2 separate regions of the Homo sapiens genome follow, and region 2 is linked to region 1. The links are chromatin loops, found by intact Hi-C in ENCODE. Cell type or tissue: upper lobe of right lung. All regions are shown on one strand. Each heading gives the region's core, and the rest is flanking DNA. Links, peaks and the distances in the headings are about the cores only.

Region 1 (8,116 bases), core at 1,673-6,672:
GAGCCACTGCACCCACCCTATTTTTTATTTTTTTGAGAAAGAGTCTTGCTCTGTCACCCAGGCTAGAGTGCAGTGGCACAATCTTGGCTCACCGCAACCTCTGCCTCCCAGGTTGAAGCAGTTTTCATGCCTCAGCCTCCCGAGTAGCTGGGACCACAGGGGTGTGCCACCACAACTGGCTAATTTTTTAAAATTATTCTTCTATTTTTAAAATTTTTATTTTATTAATTTATTTTTCAGAGACAAGGTCTCGTGCTGTTGCCCAGGCTGGAGTGCAGTGGTGCGATCACAGCTCACTGCAGCCTCAATTTCCCGGGTTCAAGAGATCCTCCCACCTCAGCATCACAAAGTGCTGGCATTATAGGCATGAGCCACCATGCCCAGCCCCTTTTATTTTTTAAACCTCATGTTGCTTCTCTGACCAATTTTATTAGTGAGACAACAGTTTTTTGTTTTTCATTAATGCTGCATCATCATCATCTGTAGATTCACCTGTGATTTTATAGCGGAGAAGGTCACCACACAACGTGATTTCAAAATAAATTATAAACTATTGTAATCAAGACAGCATCGTGCTGACATAAAAACAGACCAGTGGGCTGGGTGCTGTGGTTCACACCTATAATCCCAACACTTTGGGAGGCCGAGGTGGGTGGATCACCTGAGGTCAGGAGTTTGAGACCAGCCTGGCCAACGTGGTGAAACCCCATCTCTAATAAACATACAAAAAATTAGCCAGGTGTGGTGGTGCATGCCTGTAATCCCAGCTACTGGGGAGGCCGAGGCAGGAGAATTGCTTGAACCTGGGAGATGGAGGTTGCAGTGAGCAGAGATCATGCCATTGCACTCCAGCCTGGGCAACAAGAGCAAAAACGCCATCTCAAAAAAACAAAAACAAAAACAAAAATGAAAAACAAACAACAACAACAACAACAACAACAAAACCCCAGACCAATGGAATAGGATAGAAAGCCCAGAAAAAAACACAGGCATTTACAGTCAATTGATTTTCAACAAAGGTGTCATGAACACACAACAGGGAAAGGACAGTCTCTTCAATAAATGGTGACGGGAAAACTGGATATCCACATCCAGAATGAAATTGGACCCTTTGGCCAGGCACAGTGGCTCATGCCTGTAATCCTAACACTTTGGGAGGCTGAGGCGGGCAGATCATGAGGTCAAGAGATCGAGAGCATCCTGGCCAACATGGTGAAACCTCGTCTCTACTAACAATACAAAAATTAGCCGGGCGTGGTGGTGCATGTTTGTAGTCCCAGCTACTCGGGAGGCTGAGGCAGGAGAATCACTTGAACCCAGGAGGCAGAGGTTGCAGTGAGCCAAGATCACGCTACTGCACTCCAGCCTGGTGACAGAGGGAGACTCTGTCTCAAAAACAAACAAACAAACAAAAAAACCCCAGAAATTAAACCCTTAGCTCTCACCGTATATAAAAATCAACTCAAAATGAAGTAACAACTTAAACATAAAGCCTGAAACTGTAAAACTGCCAGAAAAAAACAAAAGAGAAAGCTGCAGAACATTGGTCTGGTCAATTATTTCTTGGGTAGGACTCCAAAAGCATAAGCAGCTAAAGCAAAAATAGACAAAAGAGATTAGGTCAAACTAAAGAGCTTCTGCACAGCAAAGGAAATAATTAACAAAGTGAAGAGACAATCCACAGAGTAGGGTAAAATATTTGCAAACTATATATCTGACAAGGGGCTAATATCCACAATATATAAGGAACTCAAAAGAACTCAATAGTGAGAAAACATGACTAAAAAATGAGCAAAGGATGTGAACAGATTTTCTATTTCTCAACAGAAGACATATGAATGGCCAACAGATATATGAAAAAAATGTTCCACATCGCTAATTATCAAGGAAATACAAATTAAAACCACAATGGAGGCCAGGTGTGGTGGCTCATGCCTATAATCCCAGCACTTTGGTAGGCTGAGGGCAGGCGGATCAACTGAGGTCAGGAGTTCTAGACCAGCCTGGCCAATGTGGTGAAACCCCCGTGTCTACTAAAAATATAAAAATTAGCCAGGCGTGGTGGCGGGCACCTGTAATCCCAGCTATTCAGGAGGCTGAGGCAGGAGAATTGCTTGAACCCGGGAGGTGGAGGTTGCATGAGCCGAGATCATGCCATTGTACTCCAGCCTGGGTGACAGAGAAAGACTCCATCTCAAAAATAAATAAATAAATAAATAAATAAATAAATAAATAAATAAATAAGTCCACAATGAGGTATCACGTCACACCTATTAGAACGGCTATTTTGGCTGGGCGCAGTGGCTCACGCCTGTAATCCCAACACTTTGGGAGGCCAAGGCAGGCGGATCATGAGGTCAGGAGATTGAGACCATCCTGGCCAACATAGTGAAACCCTGTCTCTACTAAAATACAAAAAATTAGCTGGGTGTAGTGGCAGATGCTGTAATCCCAGCTACTCAGGAGGCTGAGGCAGAGGAATCGCTTGAACTAAGGAGGCAGAGATTGCAGTGAGCCAAGCTCATGCCACTGCACTCCAGCCTAGGTGGCAGAGCAAGACTCCGTCTTAAAAAGAAATGGCTATTATCAAAAAAGTAAGAGGTCAGCATGGTGCCTACGCCTGTAATTTCAGCACTGGAAGGCTGAGGTGGGCAAATCTGCTTGAGGCCAGGAGGTCAAGACCAGCCTGGGCAAAATTACTAAACCCAGTCTCTACAAAAAGAAATAATAATACAAAAAATTGGCCAGGCATGGTGGTCCATGCCTGTAGTCCCAGCTACTCAAGAGGGTGAGTGGGAGGATCACCCAAACCCAGGAGTTCGAGGCTGCAGTGAGTTGTGATCAAGCCACTGTGCTCTAGCCTGGGCCACAGAGTGAGACTTCTACCATGGTCAGTTTCAAGATATCAATGTGATATCACTGAACACAAATTTGGAAATTGATGAGTAGTCACATACCATTATAAAGTATTTCCACCACGCTGTCTCAAAAGAAAAAAAAAATGACAGGCCAGGCGCGGTGGCCCATGTCTATAATCCCAGCACTTTGGGAGGCCAAGGTGGGTAGATCACTTGAGGTCAGGAGTTCAAGACCAGCCTGGCTCACACCTGTAATCCCAGCATTTTGGGAGGCCAAGGTGGGAGGATCACTTGAACTCAGGAGTTCAAGATCTCAGCCTGGGCAACATGGTGAAACTCCATCTGTACAAAAAATACAAAAATTGGCCAGGCACGGTTGGTCATGCCTGCAATCCTAGCACTTTGGGAGGCCAAGGTAGGTGGATTGCCTGAGCTCGGGAGTTCAAAACCAGCCTGGGCAACAGCGCGAAACTTCATCTCTGGTAAAAACACAAAAAATTAGCCAGGCGTGGTGGTGGGCACCTGTAATCCCAGTTACTCAGGAGGCTGAGGCAGAAGAATCGCTTGAACCTGGGAGGCAGAGGTTGCGGTGAGCCAAGATCGTGCCATTGCACTCTAGCCTGGGCAACAAGAGTGAAACTCCAACTCAAAAAAAAAAAAAAAAAAATTAGCCGGGCATGGTAGTGCACATCTGTAGTCCCAGCTACTCTGGAGGCTGAGGCAGGAGGATTACTTGAACCCAGGAGACCGAGGTTGCAGTGATTGGAGATCACGCCACTGCACCCTAGCCTGGGCAAGTGAGACTCCGTCTCAAAAAAAAAGAAAAAAAAGAAAAAGATCAGATTTGGGAAATTCAAGACCAGAATTAGAGAATAACCCAGATTTATATGGCACACTCTTAGGGTCAAGAAAAGGGAATTCAATTTCAGTGATTTTAAAGAGGTTTTTTGGAAGTATATAGTAGGCAAACTCATAGGCATCCAGGAACAGGAAATCATGGTTAAGCTATACAAAGACTGGAGTGGGAAAGCAGGGACTGAGGTGACTTTTGCTGTTTCTGACACCTCTGCTTCATTTCTCTGTCTCTCTTTTTCTTCTTCTCCCATTTTTTTTTCTTTTTTTTTTTTTTTGATAGAGTCTCACTCTATTGCCCAGGCTGGATGAAGTGGCATAATCTAGGCTCAATGCAACCTCTGCCTCCTGGGTTCAAGCCATTCTCCCACCTTAGCCTCCCAAGTAGCTGGGATACATGTGTGCAATTGACCACATCCAGCTAATTCTTTTGTATCTTTAGTAGAGATGGGGCTTCACCATGCTGGCCAGGCTGGTCTCGAACTCCTGGCCTCGAATGATCCACCCACCTCACCCTCCCAAAGTGTTGGGATTACAGGCATGAGCCACTGCACCTGGCCCCTTCCCCCACCCCACCAACACACGAGTTCAGTCGCCCACCTTCATCTAACTGATTCAGATTCTCTGTGCCTGTTCAGATTTTCTTAGCCAAGAGTGATCATCAGCTCAGATGGACATGTGTAGACATTGGTGTGCTGGAAATGCTTAAAACTGACTCTTCGAAAAAAAAATATTATGCATTCTATACATATGTAACTTACTATAAATTTTACGAATCAACAGAGTCACAAAATCCAGACTGAATAAATGCTTGATTACTATTCAAGTTACTCCTGTCATTGACCAAGGAGTGTAGTTCCAACCTAAATGTTGTTTTATATTTTTGTTTATCTTAATGAGTAAGACAAAAGTGAAACAATGAAGACCCACTTCAGAACTTCACTTGGTCACTAGTGATGTGAGCAACTTCTTTGCTGAATTAAATGATAGGTTTTGAATACTGGGAAGAATATTTCCTTAATTAGTTGTGCATTTGCAGTGTAATGGCTAAAGAAATGACAGTTTTGGGTTCAGTCTTTACAAGCATCTTTTTTACTACTTTCTTAAGTCTAGACCCGGGGTAGGCAAACTATAGCCTGTGGGCCAAATCCAACCCATGGCCTGTTTTTTTGTACAGCCTGAGATCTAACCACCAAAGAAGCAGAGACTGTACATGGCTCACAAAGCCTAAAATATTATCTGGCTCTTTATAGAAAAGGTTTGCTGACCCCCTTGTTCAGTCAATTAATAAACCAACACAATAATTTATACTGATTTCCATTGTATAAATACTTCTACCATGGCCAGTTTCAAGATATCAATGTGATATCACTGAACACAAATTTGGAAATTGATGAACAGTCACATACCATTATAAAATATTTCCACCAGGCTGGGCATGGTGGCTCATGCTTGTAATCAAGGAGTTCAAGACCAGCCTGGGCAGCGTAGTGAGAACTCTACAAATAAATACATAAATAAAAATTAGCGGGGTGTGGTGGCATGCATCTGTAGGCCCAGCTACTTGGGAGGCTGAGGCAGGAGGATTGCTTGAGTCAGGAGTTCAAAGTTGCAGTGAGCTGTGATCACACCACTGCACGTCAACATATATATATCAGATATTAATAACCTTTAAGAGCATAAATAGGCCAGGCACAGTGGCTCATGCCTGTCTATAATCCCAGCACTTTGGGAGGCCGAGGCGGGTGGATCACTTGAGGTCAGGAGTTCAAGATCAGCCTGACCTATATGGTGAAACCTCATCTCTATTTAAAAAAATACAAACATTAGCCAGGTGTTGTGGCGGGTGCCTGTAATCTCAGCTACTTGGGAGGCTGAAGCAGGAGAATCACTTGGACCCGGGAGGCGGCGGGTGCAATGAGCCAAGATCGCACCACTGCACTCTAGCCAGGGTAACAGAGCAAGACTCCGTCTCAAAAAAAAAAAAAAAAAAGATATAGACATGTTGGCTGGGCGTGATATCTCACGCCTGTAATCCCAGCACTTTGGGAAGCCAAGGTGGGTGAATCATTTGAGGTCAGGAGTTCCAGACCAGCCTGGCCAACATAGTGAAACCCCCATCTCTACTAAAAATACAAAAATTAGCCAGGGGTGGTGGCAGGCACCTGTAGTACCAGCTACTTGGGAGGCTGAGGCAGGAGAGTTGTTTCAACCCAGGAGGTAGAAGTTGCAGTAAACCAAGAGTGTGCCACTGCACTCCAGCCTGGGTGACAGAGCAAGACTCCATCTCAAAAAAAAAAAGAAAAAAGAAAAAAAAAAGAAAAATATAGACATGTTATCAGGCACAGTGGCTCATACCTGTAATCCCAGCACTTAGGGAGGCGGAGGTGAGAGGATTACTTGAGCCCAGGGGTTGGAGACCTGCCTGGGCAACATAGCAGGACCCTGTTCTCCCAAAAGGAAAATAAATAAATAAATAAATAAATAAATAAATAAATAAATAAAGATATAGACATGTTAAAAGTAAAAAGACTTAGGTTGGGTCCAGTGGCTAATGCCTGCAATCCCAGCACTTTGGGAGGCCGAGGTGGGCAGATCACTTGAGGTCAGGAGTTTGAGACCAGCCTGGCCAACATGGTAAAACCTCATCTCTACTAAAAATACAAAAACTAGCCGGGTATGATAGCAGGCTGCTGTAATCCCAGCTACTTGGGAGGCTGAGGCAGGAGAATTGCTTGAACCTGGGAGGCAGAGGTGCAGTGAGCCGAGATTGCGCCACTGAACTCCAGCCTGGGCAATAGAGTGAGACTCAGTCTCAAAAAAAAAAAAAAGTGAAAAGACTTTAAAAAAATAACAGGCAAGGTCGGGCACGGTGGCTCACGCCTGTAATCCCAGCACTTTGGGAAGCCGAGGCGGGCCTATCACAAGGTCAGGAGTTTGAGACCAGCCTGGCCAATTGGTGAAACCCCCTCTCTAATAAAAATACAAAAATTAGCTGGGCACTGTGGCAGGCGCCTATAGTCCCAGCTACTCCAGAGGCTGAGGTGGGAGAATCTCTTGGACCTGGGAGGCAGAGGTTGCAGCGAGCCGAGATCATGCCATTGCACTCCAGCCTAGCGACAGAGCGACACTCTGTCTAAAAAAAACAAAAACAGAAACAAACAAAAAACAGGCAAACGCACTAAGCAAAGTTGCAGTAACTGTATTCATAGTAGACAAAGTAGACTTCAGAAGAAGGAATGTTATCAATGATAAAGAGGAAGACCATATTATGAAAAATGGGTCAATTAATCAAGAAGATAAAATAATCCTAAACATGTATGTGCATAACAACAGAGCTTCAAAATTCATGAAGCAAAAGCTGATAGAAGAGAATGGAGAAATAGACAAATCCACAATTACAGGTGGAGATTTCAATACTTCTCTTTTAGAAATTAACAGAAAACACTGGGCAGGGTGGCTCACATCTGTAATCCCAGCACTTTGGGAGGCCGAGGTGGGATGATAGTGTGAGCTCAAGAGTTAGAGACCAGCTAGGGCAACATAGTGAGATCCTGTCTCTACTAAAAACAACAACAACAGCAACAACAAATTAGTCAGACATGGTGGCATGTGCCTATAGTCCCAGCTACTTGGGAGGCTGAGGCAAGAGAATCATTTGAGCCCAGGAGGTTGAGGCTGCAGTAAGCAGTGATCATGTCACTGCACTCCAACCTGGGCAACAGAGCAAGACCCTGTCTCAAAAAAAAAAAAAGAAAAAACCCCACAAAGACAAAACACCAAAATCAAACAAACAAAAAAATAAATCAACGGAACAAGTAGAGAGAAAACCAATAAGTATATAGAAGATGTAAGCAATACTCTAACAAAACTTGGACCAATTGACATTTATAGAACACACTGCCCAACCACAAGAGAATACATGTTCTTTTTCAGTCAAATGGAACATTTACCAAGATAGACCATCTTCTGGGAAATAAAGCAAACCATAACAAATGTAAAAGAATAGTAACCATATAAAGTATCTCCTTTGATCACGATGGAATTGAATTAGAAACCAATAAGAAATATACTTGGGAAATTCTCAAATATCTAGAAGTTTTAATATACACTTAGAAATAACTCATAAATCAAAGAGGAACTCACAAAGGAAATTAGAAAATGTTTTGAATTGAACAGAAGTAAAAACTTCTGTTCAAAATTCATGGGATGTAACAAAAACAGTGCACAGAGGGAAATGTTTGGCATAAAATGCTAATATTAGAAAAGGGTCTTGGCCAGGTGCAGTGGCTCATGCCTGTAATCCTAGCACTTTGGGAGGCCGAGGCAGGAGGATCACTTGAGCCCAGGAGTTTGAGACCAGCTTGGGAAACATGGCGAAACCACATCTCTACAAAAAATACAAA
Region 2 (7,260 bases), core at 598-5,597, 54 kb before region 1:
TGCTTTTTTTTTTTGAGACAGAGTTTCGCCTTGTTGCCCAAGCTGGAGTGCAGTGGTGCGATCTCAGCTCACTGCAACCTCCACCTCCTGGGTTCTAGTGATTCTCCTGCCACAGCTTCCCGAGTAGCTGGGATTACAGGCATCTGCCACCACGCCTGGCTAATTTTTTGTATTTTTAGTAGAGATGGGGTTTCCCCATGTTGGCCAGGCTGGTCTCGAACTCCTGACTTCAGGTGATCCGCCTGCCTCGGCCTCCCAAAGTGCTGGGATTACAGGCATGAGCCACAGTGCCTGGCTGGTTTGAATTTTTAAATGATGATGAATTCATGTATGACTGATGTGATTTTTATTAGAAAGAGAAAACTAGGCAGCGCCCCATCCTATGTCTCCTTCCTGGTGGCCAATGAAGCATTTCCCACAACTCACTCCTGGCACCAACAGGAAGTCAGACACTCAGCACCCAGGGGCTGCTTTTTTTTTTTTTTTTTTTTTTTTTGAGACAGGCTTGCTCTGTCACCCAGGCTGGAGTGCAGTGGCAGGATCTCAACTCACTGCAAACTCCACGTCCCGGAGCATGCCTCAGACTCATAAGTAGCTGGGATTACAGGCGTGAGCCACTATGCTCAGCTAATTTTTGTATTTTTAGTAGAGATGGGGTTTCACCATGTTGGTCAGGCTGGTCTCGGACTCCTGACCTCGGTAGATCTGCCTGTCTTGGCCTCCCATAGTGCTGGGATTATAGACGTGGGCCATCACACCCAGCCAACAGGGATTCATTTTTTAAAGGTAAGAGTGCAGGCTGCATAAGCTATTATCCATGTCGTTACATACCAGGCGGGCATGTACCTAGGCGAGAGGGAGACTGAACCAGTGAAATTCTAATGACAAAAAAAAGAAATCAGTCATCCCCTACATTCACATGTCCAACGCCCAGCTGGAAGCCACAGGCTCTCCCCACTCCTGTCCTACGATTTTTCCCGGCTTTGACCTGCATGGTGGTGCGGCTGCTCCGCTCAGAGCCTCAGAGAAACCACACAGAGCCCTGCTGAGTCTTGCCCTCGGGGCATTCTCACATTTATGAAGAAATGCCTCCCCCTCCCCCTTCTCCCCAAAGTACGGTGTGGCAGAAAACAGCGCCAACAGGTCCTGCCAGTCAGAAGCCACTCCCCTGATTTCATGGCTCAAGACCCCAACTATAAATTAACCCTTCCCACCTTGAATGTGTACACACACTACTGAGATCCAGGCCGATCCTTGCCATGGGATGAACCTGAGAATTGCCAAGACCCGCCTTCCCACGCCACCCAACCAAATCATGTGGTATCTGGTACAAGTCATTTTCCCCCTGAAATCCCACAAGAAAACTATTTTGAGGCCGGGCACGGCGGCTCACGCCTGTAATCCCAGCACTTTGGGAGGCCGAGGCGGGCGGATCACAAGGTCAGGAGATCGAGACCATCCTGGCTAACACGGTGAAACCCCGTCTCTACTAAAAATACAAAAAAAATTAGCCGGGCGTAGTGGCGGGCGCCTGTAGCCCCAGCTACTCGGAAGGCTGAGGCAGGAGAATGGCGTGAACCCGGGAGGCGGGGCTTGCAGTGAGCCGAGATCGCGCCACTGCACTCCAGCCAGGGCGACAGAGTGAGACTCCATCTCAAAAAAAAAAAGAAAAGAAAAGAAAACTATTTTGAAAAGCAGTTCTCTCTGGCCTGGTGAAGAACACACCAGCACCATGCCCACCAAAATAGGAGCCCCATGGCTGTTTCCCAGAGTAACCTGGGACCCGAACCTCCATTCACTGTAACACAGACTGAATCTGCAGCCAAGCTCCGCTCTCTCACTACTGGGCAACCCTCAGGGGGGATCCCTTAGCCTAAACCAGCACCAGTCACTACCCGCACACGATTTTATTACTACTGTTTTCTTATGAGTCAGCCCGTGTCACTGATTCCTGACGAGCTGGTGTGGAGAGCAGAAATGAATAATTTTCTTTTTAACTGCAATTTCGTTTTCACCAACCAGTCAGCAATCGGAGCTTTAACAATAAACCGGTTGCTCAGTTACTCCACGTGGGTGCCACGCAAGAGGCTGGGAGTATTGCTCAGCGGGGCCAACGGGAGGCTGGCACTTGCCTGAACCGCTTAAGTGGGGGAATGAAATGCCCACCGAAGGGCAGGGCAGGGACCCTGCTGTCCCGTCACTGAAGATATTCCCAGCCTGTGGGGAGAAGTGTAAAAGAATGAATGAAAGAAACGCACTTGGTTTCTGGGACCAATGACCTTAGCCTAGAACTGCCGGGACGGTCCAGGAACGCAAAAATGTAGAGATGTGGGAGCCAGGGGCGTAGTGATGCAAGGATGCAGGGACCCAGGGACTACGACCTCCCAACCCCCGGCCCGCGCCCCGTACTCACGCACGGAGTGGCAGGCTACGAGCTTGGCTGCCTCCTCGGGCACCGGGCAGGTGGGGAAGAGCGGCTTGAGCAGGTAGGTGGCGAAGACCAGGGCCACGATGTACTGCGATGAAGGCCGGATGATGAGCAGCTCGATCCAGAGCTTGAGGAAGGCGGGCAGCGAGCCGTAGACGTCCAGCATGTAGGCGTAGTCGCCGCCCGATTTGGAGATGGTGGTGCCCAGCTCCGCGTAGCAGAGCGCGCCCACGATGGAGAAGACGCCGCACGCGGCCCACACCACCAGCGCCAGCCCCGGCGAGCCTGCCTCCTTGAGCACGCCCGTGGGCGTCACGAAGATGCCCGAGCTCATGATGGCGACCACGATGACGGCCACGCCCTTGAGTAGCGTGATGTTCCCCTGCAGGGTCACGCCCTCGCCCTCGCCTGCCGGCGCCGCGCCGTCCGCGCGCTTGGCGGCCATCATCTTCTCCCGCGCCTCTTCCTTCTCCTCGGCCACCGGGGCCGCTAGCGCGCGCCGCTTCGGGCCCGCACCCGCCATGCTCTGCTTACCGGCCGGGCCTGGGACACCCGGGAGCCGCAGCCGAGCGAGGATTGTGCGCGCCGCTCGCCGCCCGCCGCCCGCAGCTGCGTCAGGAACCCCGCCCGCGCCGCCTTTTAGGCCCCGGCCCACTGGCCCCGCCCACCGTCCGCGGCTCCTCCCCGACCCGTGGCCCGGCCGCGGCCCTCAGCCCCGCCCCCTCGACCCAGCTCGGAGCACGTGCGTCGTCCGGCCTAGCCTGGCAGGCGATTCCCAGGCCCGCGTGGTCCTCGAAGGCCCCCGTACTCCTGCGCCATGGAGACCCCGGCCTCGCGACCTACCCCCCCGGCGCCCGCGTCATCCCAGCCCGTCCTCCCGGGTGCGCCTGGGCGGGGCCTGGCAGTCAGGGCGAGCCCCTTCACCCACTGGCCCGCAGCCTCTCGTCAAGCCTGGGAGCGGGCAGTGCACCAGGGCTGGCCTGAGGCCAAGGATGGGGTTTGGGGTACCCCCCGAAGGGAACCTAGGCTCCTGTCCCGGATGGGCCGAGGGGATGGAACCGCCCCCACAACCAGCTCCTGGGGCACGGGGGAGGGATGAGAAGATGACCTGAGGGGAAGCTCCTGCAGCCTCCTTCCAGCCTGGGGGCTGCATCAATGTGGCTGGTGAGCCGCGAACTGAGACGAGGGAAGAACCGAACCGAGGCCACCCAGTAATTCCCATTGTATCCCAAAAGAATCTTGCCAAAGATGGCGATCCGGTGCCCGTAGCTTTGAGAAGCAGTAATAACACAGGCTTTGGGAAGCCAGCACTCTGCCTGAGCTCAATTTAATCAACAGAACCGGGGGTTCACCGGGAGCCATAAGACCCCCACCCCCAAATCTAGCTGGGAAATTCAAAGGCAGGCTTCAGTGTGAAGGGGCTTTAAAGCTTGTTATTCCTGGGGAATGCGAGAGGCATCTTAGCTAAAAAGGGTTGAGAGGTAATTTCAGTTAGAGGCGAGAGCAGGATGCCAAGGCTCCTAGGCCTGGAAACGGGAAGGAATATAAATACTGCCCCGAGATTGACCAGACTGGTGAGCAGCCAAAGACCTGTTCAAAGGGTGTGTGTGGGTCAGGGAGGAAGCTCCTCGGTATCCCCCCAACCCGGGGTTCCTTGGCGTGTGTCCTAACGAGTACTTGGAAGCTCACAGCAGGCATGTGGGGAGGCCTTTGTTCTGGGTGAGCGTTCAGCCTCCCAGGGCAAACACGCAAACACCGGTTGCAGAGCTGGGTGTTCACAGCAAGACAGTCTGCTGGGCAGATGCCTCTGGAATCCACAGAATTCTGAACAATAGCCGTGGTGGAGGGGGGGTCAGAATCCCTGTCGTGCTGGGACCTCTAGCTGCAGCCAGGAATGTCCAGGCCCCACCCCGGGGAGGAGGCGGCTGAGGAATGCCACGGCTTGTCATTCTGGACCTTGCTCGCCCCCCGGTATGGCAGGCATTCCTCTGCAGTGATAAAACCAAGCGAAATCTCAGCAGCCCAGGCAGCCACCGGCAGGGGAGTGCGGAGGTCGCACAGATACTAACTTGTAATCTGCCGTCCACGCTGCGGGCTGTGGAAGGTGCAGAGAGCCCTCCATCCACCCTATTCTTCCCGCTGTGCCTGCAGAGGGAAGGAGACAGTACCACCATGGCTGGACAAACTCACCGAGTGCTCACTGAGTCCTCCCCTAGATAGCTTCTTGTGCAATAGGGTAGGTGCCAGTTAGGAGCAAGGTTAGAGATTATAGGGCCAGATTTTTTGCTTAGGTTCAACTACGCAAAATAAAAATAGACTTTGCATGCATTTCAGGCACTGGGCTGACGACCGGCCACCAGGGAGGCTCCGCCCCACTTCTTAGCTTTGGCCCCAACGTTAGTCTTGTTGCTGCTCTCAGGCGTGCTCTGCGTGTGAAAGATGACTTGGAGGCTGGGCGCGGTGGCTCACGCCTGTAATGCCAGCCCTTTGGGAGACCAAGGTGGGAAAATCTCTTGAGCCCAGGAGTTCAAGACCAGCCTGGGCAACATAGGGAGACCCCGTCTCTACAAAAAATACAAAAACTAGCCCAGCGTGGTGGTGGTGCACCTGTAGTCCCAGCTGCTGGGGAGGCTGAGGTAGAAGGATCACCTGAGCTGGGGAAGGTTGAGGCTGCAGTGAGCTGAGATCACGCCACTGCACTCCAGCCTAGGCGACAGAATGAGACCGGTCTTTTTTTTTTTTTTTTTTTTTTTTTTTTGAGACGGAGTCTCGCTCTGTTACCCAGGCTGGAGTGCAGTGGCGCGATCTCGGCTTACTGCAAGCTCCGCCTCCTGGGTTCACACCATTCTCCTGCCTCAGCCTCCCAAGTAGCTGGGACTACAGGCGCTCACCACCATGCCCGGCTAATTTTTTGTATTTTTAGCAGAGACGGGGTTTCACGGTGTTAGCCAGGATGGTCTTGATCTCCTGACCTTGTGATCCCCCCGCCTCGGCCTCCCAAAGTGCTGGGATTACAGGCGTGAGCCACTGCGCCCGGCGAGACTGGTCTTGAAAAAAAAAAAAAAGATGACATGGAAGCAACAGTAGGAGCCGGGGTCAGAGTTCAGGCCCGTCCATCCGTGGATGATGGATAAACCCAGCGTAGTCCGCCATCCCTTGGAGAGTCATTCAGCTGCACACAGGAAGACGCGCTGCAATGTGCAGGACCCCTGAAAACACTGGGCTGCGTGAAAGGGTCAGTGACCACGGGTTGTATGATTCCGAGTGCACGAATGTTCAGGACAGGAGGATCCAGAGAGACGGACGAGATTCGTGGCTGCTTAGGGCGGGGGGAAGGGGCGATGGAGAGTGAGGGCTGAGTGGATGGGGTCTCTCTTTGGGGTGATAAAATGTCTTGGAACTAGATGATGGGGATGGTTGCCCAACACTGGGAGTGACTTAAACACCACGGATTTGTACGTGTTTAAATGACTAACGGTTAATGTTATGTTATGTGTGAACTATACATCCAAAAGATAAAAGCAGTTCAGGCCTAGAATCGAACGGTCCTGGGTTCAGATCTCACCTCTACCACTTGCTGGTTAATGTGGCACCAGGCGAGTGACTCGGCTCAGCTTTCAAAGTCTCAGTTTCCTCTTCTGTGAAGCAGGGAGACACCTGCGCCCGCCTCCTGGGGACCAGCAGGTAGAAGACCCTGAGCCGCTGGCATTGCCATCACTGCAGAACTGTGCTCCCAGGGCTGGCAGGTGGAGGACCCTGAGCCTCTGGTGTCATCCTCACTGCAGAACTGTGCTCCCGGGGCTGGCGGGTGGAGGACCCTGAGCTGCTGGTGTTGCCGTCACTGCCGAACTGTGCTCCCAGGGCTGGCCGAATGCCTGGCTTCCACCCTCAGACTTTCTTTCCAATGTGTGCAGAGGGAACACGGAGGGACAGCAGTTGCAGCAGCCCACACTTGCTGTGTCGGGCATGGTCTCAGTGGCTGGAGCGTGAAGATGGAGGCGGGGATGGGAGTGGGCGGCTCTGAGTCAAGGGACACCTGGAGCCCCCAGAAGCTGGAAGAGGCAGGAGGGGTCCTGGAGCCCCCGAGGGAGTCTGGCCCTGCCACCACCTTGATGTTGGCCTCTGGCCTCCGGGACTGTGAGAGAAGAAAGGGCTGTTGTCCTAAGCCCCTGTTTGCAGACAAAGGGAATAATCTCAACATTGAAAAAATATGGCCTTAATCTTTAGTGCGTAGGTGGCAAACTTACCTTCAGGATGGCAGAGACAGATCTTTTTTTCCTGTTGACAGGCATTTTAACATTTCCAGAGACACAGGAGCCAGGTTCTCCTGCTTGGCCTCTGCAGTATGAGCCAAACCTGCCTATTGTTAAGTGATTGAATGAGTTGATGCTCACCTTGAACTTTCTTCCACTCTACCCTGGATTACAAGAAGAATTCATTGCTCAGCCCACGTCCCAGCATGAGGCTGGAAGCAGCTGTGAATTTTGTAGAGACTGGAGGGCCCTGCACTCTTTGCAGCTGCCAGCTTCAGCGCTGCTTTCTTCGGCTACTTTGCCCCGCCTCTCAGTTTTGGGGACAGTGGCTGCAGGGCAGATGCCATTCAACCAGGTCAAATTTCCATGTGAGGATGGAAATTTGTAGGTTATAATTCAATTCTCTATTTTGAAAAATATCCAGGTGGATATTGTTTACCACCAAAACAATGACTTCTATTGTGTGGGCCCGAAAACCAGGCTGATGCATGCTACGGCATGGGTGTGTGGTGCCTGCTCCGTGTGTGAACCATGCTGCTCCGTGTGTGAACTGTGTCTGTTCCATGTGTGAACTGTGTC

What was found. Hi-C counts contacts between places; a loop is a spot of excess contacts. Peaks named below come from ENCODE experiments on the same cell type or tissue, not always from the same donor. Only the 100,000 strongest peaks of a DNase experiment are listed, where the experiment ranks them.
Region 2: a loop joins it to region 1, with 3.0 times the contacts of the local background. A loop is called at or near these places in 4 of 110 quality-filtered maps.

The regions. Positions count from the first base shown.
Region 1 is chr16:21,570,347-21,578,462 of GRCh38, forward strand. No RefSeq gene overlaps it. Among named protein-coding and RNA genes, the nearest start is that of METTL9, 25 kb to the right of the region's middle. In upper lobe of right lung, for the core only: no CTCF peak of the experiment used is centred there; no DNase peak of the experiment used is centred there.
Region 2 is chr16:21,517,415-21,524,674 of GRCh38, forward strand. It overlaps the pseudogene SLC7A5P2. Among named protein-coding and RNA genes, the nearest start is that of MIR3680-1, 15 kb to the left of the region's middle. RefSeq lists silencers at 330-496, 2,752-3,411 and enhancers at 2,658-3,391, 3,392-4,124, 4,125-4,859, 6,327-7,059. In upper lobe of right lung, for the core only: no CTCF peak of the experiment used is centred there; DNase peaks (open chromatin) are centred at 2,424, 2,797 and 3,117; H3K4me3 peaks cover 2,853 bases; H3K27ac peaks cover 3,326 bases.